2 separate regions of the Homo sapiens genome follow, and region 2 is linked to region 1. The links are chromatin contacts, found by Hi-C or POLR2A ChIA-PET in ENCODE. All regions are on one chromosome and are shown on one strand. The core of a region is the stretch at or near the end of the contact, and the rest is flanking DNA. Distances in the headings are between cores, read along the strand shown.

The links. A loop is a pair of places that touch in the nucleus more often than their neighbours do. ChIA-PET counts read pairs that join two places held with the same protein, here RNA polymerase II (POLR2A). Pooled maps may share reads with other maps.
Region 2: a pooled map shows a loop between it and region 1 (8-fold over the local background). The contact joins the promoter of FOSB here to the promoter of EGLN2 in region 1. A Hi-C loop is called at or near these places in 1 of 50 pooled maps. POLR2A ChIA-PET finds 5 or more read pairs at or near these places in 2 of 52 experiments (HCT116 and OCI-LY7).

What each region holds. Positions count from the first base shown.
Region 1 is chr19:40,794,618-40,800,440 of GRCh38, reverse strand. EGLN2 (egl-9 family hypoxia inducible factor 2) reads right to left here and starts at 1,250. Exons shown (of 6, transcript NM_080732.4): 1 at 1,179-1,250; 2 at 1-102. RAB4B-EGLN2 (RAB4B-EGLN2 readthrough (NMD candidate)) reads right to left here. Exons shown (of 12, transcript NR_037791.1): 8 at 1-102. RAB4B (RAB4B, member RAS oncogene family) reads right to left here. Exons shown (of 8, transcript NM_016154.5): 8 at 3,499-3,871. It overlaps MIA-RAB4B (MIA-RAB4B readthrough (NMD candidate)), which reads right to left. Exons shown (of 10, transcript NR_037775.1): 10 at 3,497-3,871. RefSeq lists silencers at 913-962, 1,113-1,472.
Region 2 is chr19:45,466,384-45,471,734 of GRCh38, reverse strand. FOSB (FosB proto-oncogene, AP-1 transcription factor subunit) reads right to left here and starts at 3,739. Exons shown (of 4, transcript NM_006732.3): 1 at 3,023-3,739; 2 at 786-1,106; 3 at 434-541. The coding sequence starts at 3,148. RefSeq lists enhancers at 1,642-1,691, 2,737-3,638 and a silencer at 3,823-4,102.

The DNA of each region.
Region 1 (5,823 bases), core at 1-2,500:
CAGGGCAGACAGCAAGAGCTCTTCTCGTGCCCTGGGGGTTGCTTGCTGGTCCCCAAGTCCTCTGCGGTCCCTAAGGGCTTGGGAAGGGACCCTTCAGGGTGGCTAGAGAAAGGAAAAAAAAAAAGGGATGTGAGAGAAACTAGAGACAGGCAGGCAGGGGAAAGCCGGGATGGTATGGGCAGGAGTGGGGAAGACGACCAGGACAGACTTGACTATAGAGGCCCCCCAAAACCTGAGGCCAAGTCGGGGAGAGGACCCTGAGAATCTGGAGGTGCGGGAGTCCGCTGACAGATAAGAGGCAGTGATAGGGAGAGGCTGGAGGCCAGGGGCTGGGTAGATGACCCTAAGACAGAGGACTGTGGTGCAGGTTGTGGGACGCGGTAACCAAAGACAGAAGAAGGAGGGCTGGAGTAGAAAAGGGTGGTGTGGAGGAGTGGGAAAGGAGGGGGTTTGGAAAATAGGAGGGACCTGCCTCGGCGTTCCAGAAAGACAACGAGAAACGTGGGGGTTCCAGGGAGAGTCAGGGTGGGGGCGGGGGGGTCAAAAGACAGAGGAAACTGGGGAGTCCAAAAACAAAGAGAACGAGGGGCCCAGAGACAGAAAAATAGACCGGAGGGAAGCTGGGAGGGAGGACCCGGGGCGGAGCGGGACGGTGGGGTCGACCCGAGCCCGACGGGAGGAAGCCGGCCGGGGGCGGACACACGCCCAGACGGAAGGGAGGTCCCGAGACTGACCGACGGGAGGGGCCCTCGGGGAGAGGGTCCGCGGCGACAGAGGAAAGGACGGAGGAGGGTGCACGCACCCGGAGACAGGACGAGAGATAAAGGTGCCCCCATCCAGGGCACCCCAACGCCCCCAACCCGGGGCAGGCCCTGAGGCCCCTTCTGAGCGCAGTAGGCGACAGGGGCAGGGCCTAAGGGCCGCTCGGACCCCCTCCCCTCCCCCTCCACTCGGCCTCCGCCCGGCGCGCGCTCCCCGCCCCCACCCCAACCCCCACAACGGCCGGCACCCAACGTAACCGGCGCGCGTCCCCTCCCCCGCGCCGCACCCACATCCCCCTTCCCGGGGTCGCCCCGGCAGGCCCCGGCGCGCGCCCCCACACCCCGCCCGGTTCGCGCCGGCGCCCCGGCTCCGGCTTAGTCTCCTCCCGCTCCCTTCTCGCCCCGCGACCTCCTCACCGAGCTTTTTCCTCCGGCCCCGGCGCCGCCGTTTGTGCCAGCCGCCCTGCGCCGCACAGCGCGCCATACCCCGCCCCCACCGCGCGCGACGCCCCGCCCCGCCTCGCCCGGTGGGCACGTGACCGCGCCCCGCGGAGGGGACGGCGCCTGCGCAGGCCCGAGCCGCGCGGGGCGGGGCGGAGCGGGGCGAGGAAGTTCGGGACAACCCCCCTACCAAGGAGAAAGGAAACAGCGGTCCGTGGCCTACACGAGGTTCATTTGCATCCTCCGCCCCGCCCCCTTTGCGCGGGAGGGGGAACGCAGTGTGAGGGGCCGGGTCTGGGAGGGGGCGTTTCTTGCATGTTGGAATCAAGTGGCGTCGGCGGGGCGGGGCACGCAAATGATGTGATTTACATGGACAGGCCTACCCGCCCCCCGCCCAGCGCGGGGCACCGAGTTCGGCAGCGCGGTGCGCGTGACTTCATTTACATGGTCAGCTCCTCCTCCTTCTCGCCGTCCAGGAACGGAGGTGAGAGACGGAGAAATGGCTACGCAGTTAGTTGAGAAATGTATGTAAATTCGCACGTCAGTAATTTACATAAGTATCTTTTATAACGGAGGCAAAAAAGTGCGGGTTGCCCTTGAGAAAAGGGAACGCGGACTAGAAGGGATGTGCAAATGTGTATTTTCAAGACCCGCTCCGGCCTGCCCCCTCGGGACGATTGTGGGAATCAGAATAAAGAACCAGGGAAAGTCTGGGCAACGGAGTGAGACCTTATCTTTACACAAAATTAAAAAATGAAACAAAAAAAAATCCACGGAACGCTACACAGAGAAGACATTTGCATGGCCAGCTGGGAACACTTTAGGAGACTAAGGAGATAAGGTCATTTTGAATGCCCTGCCCGCTCCACCATTGCTCTGGAGAGCTGGGACTCAAGGCTCCCGCCGGGTCGGTGAAGGCCGACGTGGAGATGGGAGGGCGACGAGCAACTGGGAGTGTCCTCGGGGCTGCACCAGTCCCCTGCAGGCCACCTGAGGGCGTAGGGCGGTTCGCGTGAGCACAAGGGCATGCATACTGGTATCCACACATGCGTGAGGATTGCACAAAAGCCCGCAGTCCTCAGGGCACACACAGGGTTCATGGCCACACAAGGGTGTTTCTAGTTTAGTTTTGTTTTTGAGATGGGGTCTTACCCTTTTGCCCAGGCTGAAGTGCTGTGGCATGATCATAGTTCACTGCAGGCCCAACCTCCCAACTAAAGTGATCCTCACACCTCAGCCTCCGGAATAGCTGGGACTTCAGGTGTGTACCACGACACCTGGCTAACTTTTTCTGTTTTTTATTTTTGTAGATAGGGTCTCTCTGTGTTGCCCAGGCTATAGTCTCCAACTCCTGGGCTCAAGTGATCCATCTGCCTTGGCCTCCCGAAGTGCTGGGATTACAGGCATGAGCCACCACGCCTGGCCACACATGGGTGTTTAAAAGGAGCCAAATTCACACCAAAACACACACAGACCTCGGGGTACACATGCACAGGCACACACGCAGTAGTGAGTCACTGCCTCTGACTCTCAGGCATCAGACATGCACACACCGGAGGCCCACCTATAGGTCCAAATTCCCATCCCCTGGCCTTGATGTCCCAAACAATACCAGCCTCACCAATACAATGACCAAGGCCACAGAGCAGTTACGGCTGTCAGCATCACACACAACCAGCACACATTATATCCTATAGACATCATCCCATATGCAGGTACTGGAAACATGTACACATGTCACAAACACAGGGACATCAGCGTGTTTACACACGTGAGCTTAGAACACAGATTGTCACAAACTGTCCACACAGTAACAAATTCCCTCCCTCCGCAACAGGCACCTGAGTCATCATGCTTGGTATACCCCACACCACGTCCAATCAGGAAACAAGGCCCCCAAGGCCAGGCCCAGTGGCTCACACCTGTAATTCCAGCACTTTGGGAGGCCAGCGCGGGCGAATCACCTGAGGTTGGGAGTTCGAGACCAACCTTGACCAACATGGAGAAACTCCATCTCTACTAAAAATACAAAATTAGCCAAGTGTGGTGGCACATGCCTGTAATCCCAGCTACTCGGGAGGCTGAGGCAGGAGAATAGCTTGAACCCGGGAGGTGGAGGTTGTGGTGAGCCAAGATCACGCCACTGCACTCCAGCCTGGGCAACAAGAAGGAAACTCCATCTCAACAACAACAACAAAAAAACAGAAACAAGGCCCCCAAACACCATGACACATGATTCTTCCATCAGGGACCTCTTCCATCTCCCTGCCATCTCACAATAATGGAGGCCAAGACACAGGTGTAAACAATGCTTTATGGGGGTAGGGTGGGTGCTGGACAGGCCTCCAGGTAATAAATAACAGGTACTAGCAACAGCAGGGCCAGATGGGGAGTTGGGGACAAATGACCCTGGTCTCAGGCTTTGGGAGCTCTTGGGGTATGGTTAGGGGTTCAGGGGGACAGACGTTAGCCAAGACAGAGGAAGCAGCAGCAGGTACGGGATTCCCCCTTCCCCCGTGGCTCAGTCTTGCCCCAAAGCCAGGCCCCACCAGGCCAGGGAAGGGGGACAGGTGGCAACGTAGCTTCTCCGGGGCCAGGGCAGGTTAGGACACGGCCTCTCAGAGCCTGGGCCTGGGCCCCAGCAGGGCTGGTCCTGGAGAACAGGTGAGCTGAAAGAGAAGGGTGTGGTGACCTGCAGGGTCCCCGGGGTCTGTCCAGCCGGTCTCTATCTCATTTCCAGGTATTTCCTTCCCCTCCTATCTGCATCGGTCTGTCCATACCTTTCTTCTCCCGGTTTCTACATTGTCTGATTTTCCGCCTCTCCCCTGCAGGTAATTTGGGGCTTGTGCTGAGGGTACCTGCATCTCCCTCTTTGTTTGCCTCAGAGAGCTGTCTGAGTCTGTAAAGCCACATTTCAACATCTAAATATCATGAATCTGGATGGACGCAGTGGCTCACGCCTGTAATCCCAGCACTGTGGGAAGCCAAGGCAGGAGGAATGCTTGAGCCCAGGAGTTTGAGACCAGCTTAGGCAACACCACGAAACCCCGTCTCTACAAAAACATACAAACATTAGCCAGGTGTAGTGGCATGCACCAGTAGTCCCAGCTACCTGGGGGGCTGAGGTGGGAACATCGCTTGAGCCTGAGAGGTGGAGATTGCAGTGAGCCAAGATTGTGCCACTGCACTCCAGCCTAGGCAACAGAGTGAGACTGTCTCAAAAAAATAAATAGGCCGGGCGCGGTGGCTCATGCCTGTAATCCCAGCACTTTGGGAGGCCGAGGCGGGCAGATCACCTGAAGTCGGGAGTTCCAGACCAGCCTGACCAACATGGAGAAACCTCATCTCCACTAAAAATACAAAATTAGCCAGGTGTGGTGGCACATGCCTGTAATCCCAGCTACTCAGTAGGCTGAGGCAGGAGAATCTTGTAAACCCAGGAGGCAGAAGTTACGGTGAGCTGACATTGCACTATTGCACTCCAACCTGGGCAACAAGAGCGAAACTCCATCTCAAAATAAATAAATAAATAAATAAATAAATCGGCCAGGCACGGTGGCTCACGCCTGTAATCCCAGCACTTTGGGAGGCCGAGACAGGCAGATCACAAGGTCAGGAGTTCAGACCGCCCTGGCCAATGGTGAAACCCCGTCTCTACTAAAAATACAAAAATTAGCCAGGCGTGGTGGTAGGTGCCTGTAGTCCCAGCTACTTGGGAGGCTGAGGCAGGAGAATCACTTGAACCCAGGAGGCGGAGGTTGCAGTGAGCCAAGATCACACCACTGCACTCCAGCCCGGGCAACAGAGGGACACTCCATCTCAAAAAATTTAAATAAATAAATAAATAAATAAATAAATAAATAAATAAAATGAACCTGCCTTTGTATCTTTCTGTGTCCCTCTATGTTCCTGGATCACCCTGGCTCTAAGTCTCATTTCACTGTTCCCCAAGCTGGGGAGACAACGTTAGGTTAGTGGTTCTCACTTTGGTTGTATATAGCATTACCTGGGAGCTTCCAGAAATCCTGCAACTGGCTGGCTCACATCTTTTTTTTTTTTTTTTTTTTTTGGAGATGGAGCCTCGCTCTATTGCCTGGGCTGAAGTGCAGTGGCGCGATCTAGGCTCACTGCAAGCTCCGCCTCCTGCGTTCACGCCATTCTCCTGCCTCAGCCTCCTGAGTAGCTGGAACTACAGGCACTTGCCACCACGCCTGGCTAATTTTTTTTTTTTTTTTTTTTTTGTATTTTTAGTAGAGACGGGGTTTCACTTGATCTACAGATCAAGCCAGGATGGTCTTCATCTCCTGACCTTGTGATCCGCCTGCCTCAGCCCCCCAAAGTGCTGGGATCACAGGCGTGAGCCACCATGCCCAGCCTGGCACACGTCTTTAATCCCAGCACTTTGGGAGGCCAAGGTGGGAGAAATCGTTTGAGGCCAGGAGTTTGAGACCAGCCTGGGCAACATAGTGAGACCTCATCTCTATTTATCTTTTAATTAAGAAAAAGTCCTGAAACCACTTCAGAATCTCTAGGGTGAGGCCTGGGCATCAGTATCTTTTAAAATTCTCCAGGTCATTCTAATGTGTGTCACTGCCTTGGTGGGGAAATCAGTTTGGTGGGT
Region 2 (5,351 bases), core at 2,490-4,989, 4.7 Mb before region 1:
CAGGAGGTGGAATAATTTCATTTCACAGGCTTTCCAGAGTGTTAAGGGTAGAAAGAGCCCGGGAGATTTGATGAGGGTTTGCAGAGATGGAGAAACTGAGGCAAAATGGGTTGTTACTTGCTGAAGACCAGATGGGAGAAATGATGGGGGCGCCCCTCTCCTCAAGGGCCCCATGTGGCCCCTTGGGATGAAATGAAGGCTAGGAGAGTAGTCCGTGGGGTCAGGAAATGGGGGGGGGACCAGGAGTTGACTTAAGTCCATGGGGGTCTGTGTTTGTGCCCTGGGCTACCCAGTCTGGCCACAGCAGTACCTAGTTCCATGTGTGGAACGTCTAGTTCTCAACCCAGGATAAGGGTACAGGTGGAGAGGGGGCAGAGAATGGGGAGAGAGCTCCCCTCAACATCCCCTCTCCCACCCCAGGGCCTGTCCTCACCGCCTGGAGTCGGTCGGTCAGCTCCCTCCGCCGGTTCCTGCATTTAGCTGCTGCTAGTTTATTTCGTTCCCGGCGCACCCTTCGCTTCTCCTCTTCCTCTGGGGTGAGCTGAGTCAGGGAGATAGAGGCCATGAGATTTGGGGATACAGCACTCCTCCACCCATCCCGAACCTCTACTTCTTTCAGAACCCCCAAGAGCCAAAAAACAAGCCTCCGGTCCTCGCTCGTGTAGCAAGGATCTTGGGGTTTCTGTAACACTGAGGCCTTAGTGGAGCCCCCCTCCATTCATAAGAAACTTCCTGCCTCTCTTGCTTCCCCCTACCCAGGCCAAGTTCTGATGTCCCTTACTCACCGTCTCCTCTCGGGGTCTCCTAGGCCGGGCTCGGGCTGGGCGGGCAGGCCCAGGCCCACTGGTAGTTCCGCTGGTGGAAGGCCCACCACTGCCACTCGCTCCGCCACTGCTGTAGCCACTCATGCCTGGTGTGGAGTAGCTGGTTCCCGGCATGTCGTAGGGGTCGACGACCGGGGGCTGGGAGGCCAGTGGCTGCCCCTGGGACTGGGCCATGGAAGAGATGAGGGTGGGTTGCACAAGCCACTGGAGGTCCTGGCTGGTTGTGATCGCGGTGACCGTGGGCACGAAGGAACCGGGCATTTCCCCGAGACCGGCGCACTCCTACGGGGTGACACATACACACACAGGCGTAGACACACAAACAAAGACACCGACACACACACACCCAACACACATAACACACACCGACCCCGTGAGTGAGCACAGGGTGAGCGAGTGTGGATGTGTGTGTCACAGGGAAAAAGCCACAACACCCACCCTTCCACTACACCGTGACGCAGTGGTTAATGAGAGGATTTCTGCTCAACTGGCTTCTACCTCCTCCTTCTTCCTCGGGGAAAGGTTGCACGGTTCCAGCGGGTGGTGAATCACACCCCGGGTTGGTGACTCTTAGGTATGGGGGGTGGAGAGGAGGCTGGACACAGCCGGGTGACAGAACCCCCGGGACGGAGCCACAGCCACACACACAGCCACAACACCCCACCCCCACCCCAGAGGCAAGGGGAGGGAGAAGGAGAGGCCTTAGGCCAAGCCTTCCTCTACACTCACACACATACACACCCCCCTCTGCGCGAGGTCCCATGCAGGGGCGGGGGTCCCAGTCAAAAGGGTGTTTGGGGGACGGGCCTAGGAGTTTAGAACAACGTTTCAAGTTACTGTCTCTTCTCAGAGTGAGACTGACGAGTGACAGTTTAGGGTGAACGGACAGGTAGATAAAAGTAACCACTGGAGCTCTCTCAGATTGTCGCGGAGGGGGAATGGTGCGGGACCTGAGCCCCCAAGCCTCAGCAGCGCTCATCTCCCCCCTCCCGTAAATGGACTCCTGGAACTGCTCTGAAGGCTTAACTACTCTCTCGGGGGGCGTGGTGAGGGAAGGGCTGGCTCGCCGACCAATCAGAGTCCTGGGAACCCAGAGGGGGCGGAGCTCCTGGAGACCACCTGGCTGGTTGCCCTTCGGTTCGCGGTTCTAGTCCTGTCTTGGGACACACCGGAGGAACCGGGCATGAGGAGCAGAGGGAGTGGGAATGTGTCTGTGTGTGCCTGGAGAAGAGGGTGACAGCCACCGTATCTCTCCAAGAAACGCCAGCACACAAGCAGACACCCCCTTCTCCTGAGAGCCCAGGGACTAGATCCCCGCAAGGGCCTCGCAGATCCATTGGGTCGCAGACAGGCGCTCTTGTCACGACAGGGATCCCCTCCCTCTGCCTCTAGAGGCGCCGAAAAGAGACCCAGCCGCCAAGGAACCACGGGTTCCGGGGACAGAGAGGGGGGAAGGAAAATGCACCCTACAAATAGGAAGGGAAAGCTGATTGGCCAAGGCGTGCGCCCCGGCGGCCAATCGAAACGCCGGGCTGCCCCCTCCCTTAGCAACGTGGCCCCGGCGTTCCAAAATAGAACGCTCCCGGGACGTCAGGGGCGGGGCGGACGAAGGGGGCGCCGCGCGCCGTGCGTGCCCCGCGTCAGACGGAGGATTCCAGCGCGTCAGCCGTTACGCACGGGTCCCCCGTTACGTCTCCGCGCAGGAGGCGGAGGCAGCGCGGCTGAGGGTTCGAGGCCCCTCTTCCCGATGGGTGGAGGGCGACCCGGCACCGAAGTGGGCGCTCCGAAGGAGGAGGAAAGGAAAAGAGACTGCTGGAAGCTTCCCCGGGATTTCCCCCACCTGCCTAACTGCGCTAGCTTCAGGTCTGGGACCCGAGCAGGGGGCAGTCCCGGGGCCGGCTCAAAGTTCTCAGCCCCGCTACCGCATACACGTTGCATTGAGCAGCGCATTACCCACCCCACCCCCACCTCGCCCCAAAGCCTACCCTCCCTGCCGCGTTCCCTCCTTGCGCTCCACGCACGCAACCAATTGCAAACATCTCCCGACTCTTTGCAGTTTGCAAAGTGCGCTGTGAGCCTTTTCCATCTCAGATCTAGGGTTCTGATGCGCCTTTTTGTGGGGGTTGGGGTTTATTCTTTTCACCCTTGACTTAAAAAATAAAACCTACAAAGCAGCACCCCTACTATCAAAAACTTACCTGGGAGGCGGCGGCGGTGGGTGGACTGCCGAAGGAGTCCACCGAAGACAGATATTGAGACTCGGCAGAGGGTGAGGAGCTGCACCGGGAGCCGGAGTCGTAGTCTCCGGGGAAAGCCTGAAACATTTCCCTGGGCACAGGGGGGCCCCTGTGACCACGCTGAGGTCGCCGGGAAGCCAAGGCTATGGCCGGGTTGGGGAAGTAAGGTGCAAGTCCGGGGTGAGCCGTGGGAGTCCCCGGTGAGCTGAGCGAGTCCTCAAAGTACGCTGTCCGGGGAAGCTCGGGGAAGGAGCAACGTCCCGTTCCAACAATGGCAAAGTTTCTGTGCAGTCTTCCTGCGGTGCCCAGGCCCCCACAGGATGCCGCTGTACCTCTTGAAAGTGCAGGCTCCGTAGGACCCAGGGGCGAGGGAGGGGTTGCTCCCCCAGGGGCAGAAAGCGCTGTCCCGCTGTACAGAATCAGCTTCAGCTACGGTCTCCTCCACGCGTCCGGCGGGTCCCACGGGGGGAGGGGAGTAATAAAGAAGACCAAAAAAAGTAAGTCGGTCCTCCAAAAGAAAATGAAGAAATATCTGGAAGAATCTTTCCAAAAACTTTCTCCCCGGAAAAAAAAAGATTAATGAAATTTCATAACCCCCAAGAAGAACCACAACAATCAAGTTTCCAAGTCTTGGTTCCGCGTGTCCCTGCCGTGGCCGTAGCTCTGAGTCTTATGAATGAAGCACAGACCCGCCAGCCTGTATTTATATGCCCGGGACCCGCCCCCCTGCTTACGTCACCCGCCCCTTGCTGGACAAACTTCCCCAAATCTCCGGCCCCGCCAAATCGAGTCCCGCACTGTCCAGCAAGAGGTCTGTTCTAGACTCGATCTGGTCACTTGCATGACCCTCGGGGCCCTGGGGGTCTCGGGGGTTGCGTTCCGGGCCACTCGGCGGGAGGGGATCCCGGCCCCGCCTTCCCGGAGTTCCTGTGACGCAATTAGCCATATAAGGAGCTCGGCCGGCGCGGCGGAGTGTTTGTTTGGTATCCTAGCAATGACGTCAGAGGGAATCCCTCGCTCGCTCGCGCGCGCGCCCGCGCCCCGCCCGCGCCTGCGCAGTGCAACGCCGCCCCGGGGGCTGGTAATAATAGGCGCTTAGACTAGCCCCGCAGGGACCCCGCTGACCCGGGCGGGGAAGACCCCAGCCTGCAGGTCCCCTTCACCTCTGGCGCCCCCACCTACCCTGTTCTACCGATGGTGCAGCGCCCCCATTCGAGAAGAAGAGCAGATCTCCAAAAGGAGACCCTGATTAGTGTGGTGTGGTCACGTAGGTGGGGAAACTGAGTCCCGAGCGGGCTGTGATGCTCAGGTGAAAGTGGAGGTAATGGAGGGATTCCGAGGCTCGTCCTGGTTTCTGTCCTGATTCGCTGTGCGAGCTTAGGAAATGTTTTCCCTCTCTGAGCTTTAGCTTTAATCTTCCCCGCTGGGCAAAGGATGTGTGTCTTGGACCCTGCTGGCCTTACAGGTCCGGCGTTTGGGAGGGATGCGGATTTGGAGGAGATGGGAAATGAAACTTAGAGAGAAGCCTCTCTTCTGATGGTGTTGGTAGCCTCTCCTTCCACCTTTTAATCCACCCGGAGACAAAGAATGTGTAAGAGGGAGGGGATATTATTATTAATTCTAATAATAATAATTAATGCCTTGTATTTGGCACTTGCCAAGCACAGCTCCTGTGCTACGCCTTTCAGTAGAAGATTTGTAATCCTTAAAACAGCTCTGGAAGGTTAAGAGAGAAAAATCTTCATTTTATAAAAGAAAAAAATGATACTCAGGGAGGTTAAATGACTTGCCCAAGATCCCATCACAAGAAATTCAAACTCAGAATTGTCAAACTCCAGATTTCCTACCCTTTCCATTTCTTTTCTGATTTCTGAGACCTGCCTGGTTGGATGAAACTCCCTGAAAAACCTGTGTCTGGGGTTTTTTTAAATGATAATGGCAATATTAGTAGCTTTCACTTGTCAGGTCTTTTTTTTTTTTTTTTTTTTTTTTTTTTTGAGACGGAGTCTTGCTCTGCCGCCAGGCTGGAGTGCAGTGGCGATCTCGGCTCACTGCAACCTCCGCCTCACCTTAGCCTCTCGAGTTGCTGGACTACAGGCGCGGGCCACCACGTCAAGCTAATTTTTATATGTTTAGTACAGACGGGGTTTCACCATATTGGTCAGGATGGTCTTGAACTCCTGACCTGGTGATCCGCCTGCCTCGGCCTCCCGAAGTGTCGAGATTACAGGCGTGAGCCACAGCGCCTGGCCTGTCAGGTCTTTCTAAGCTTTACAATCTCCTTCTTACT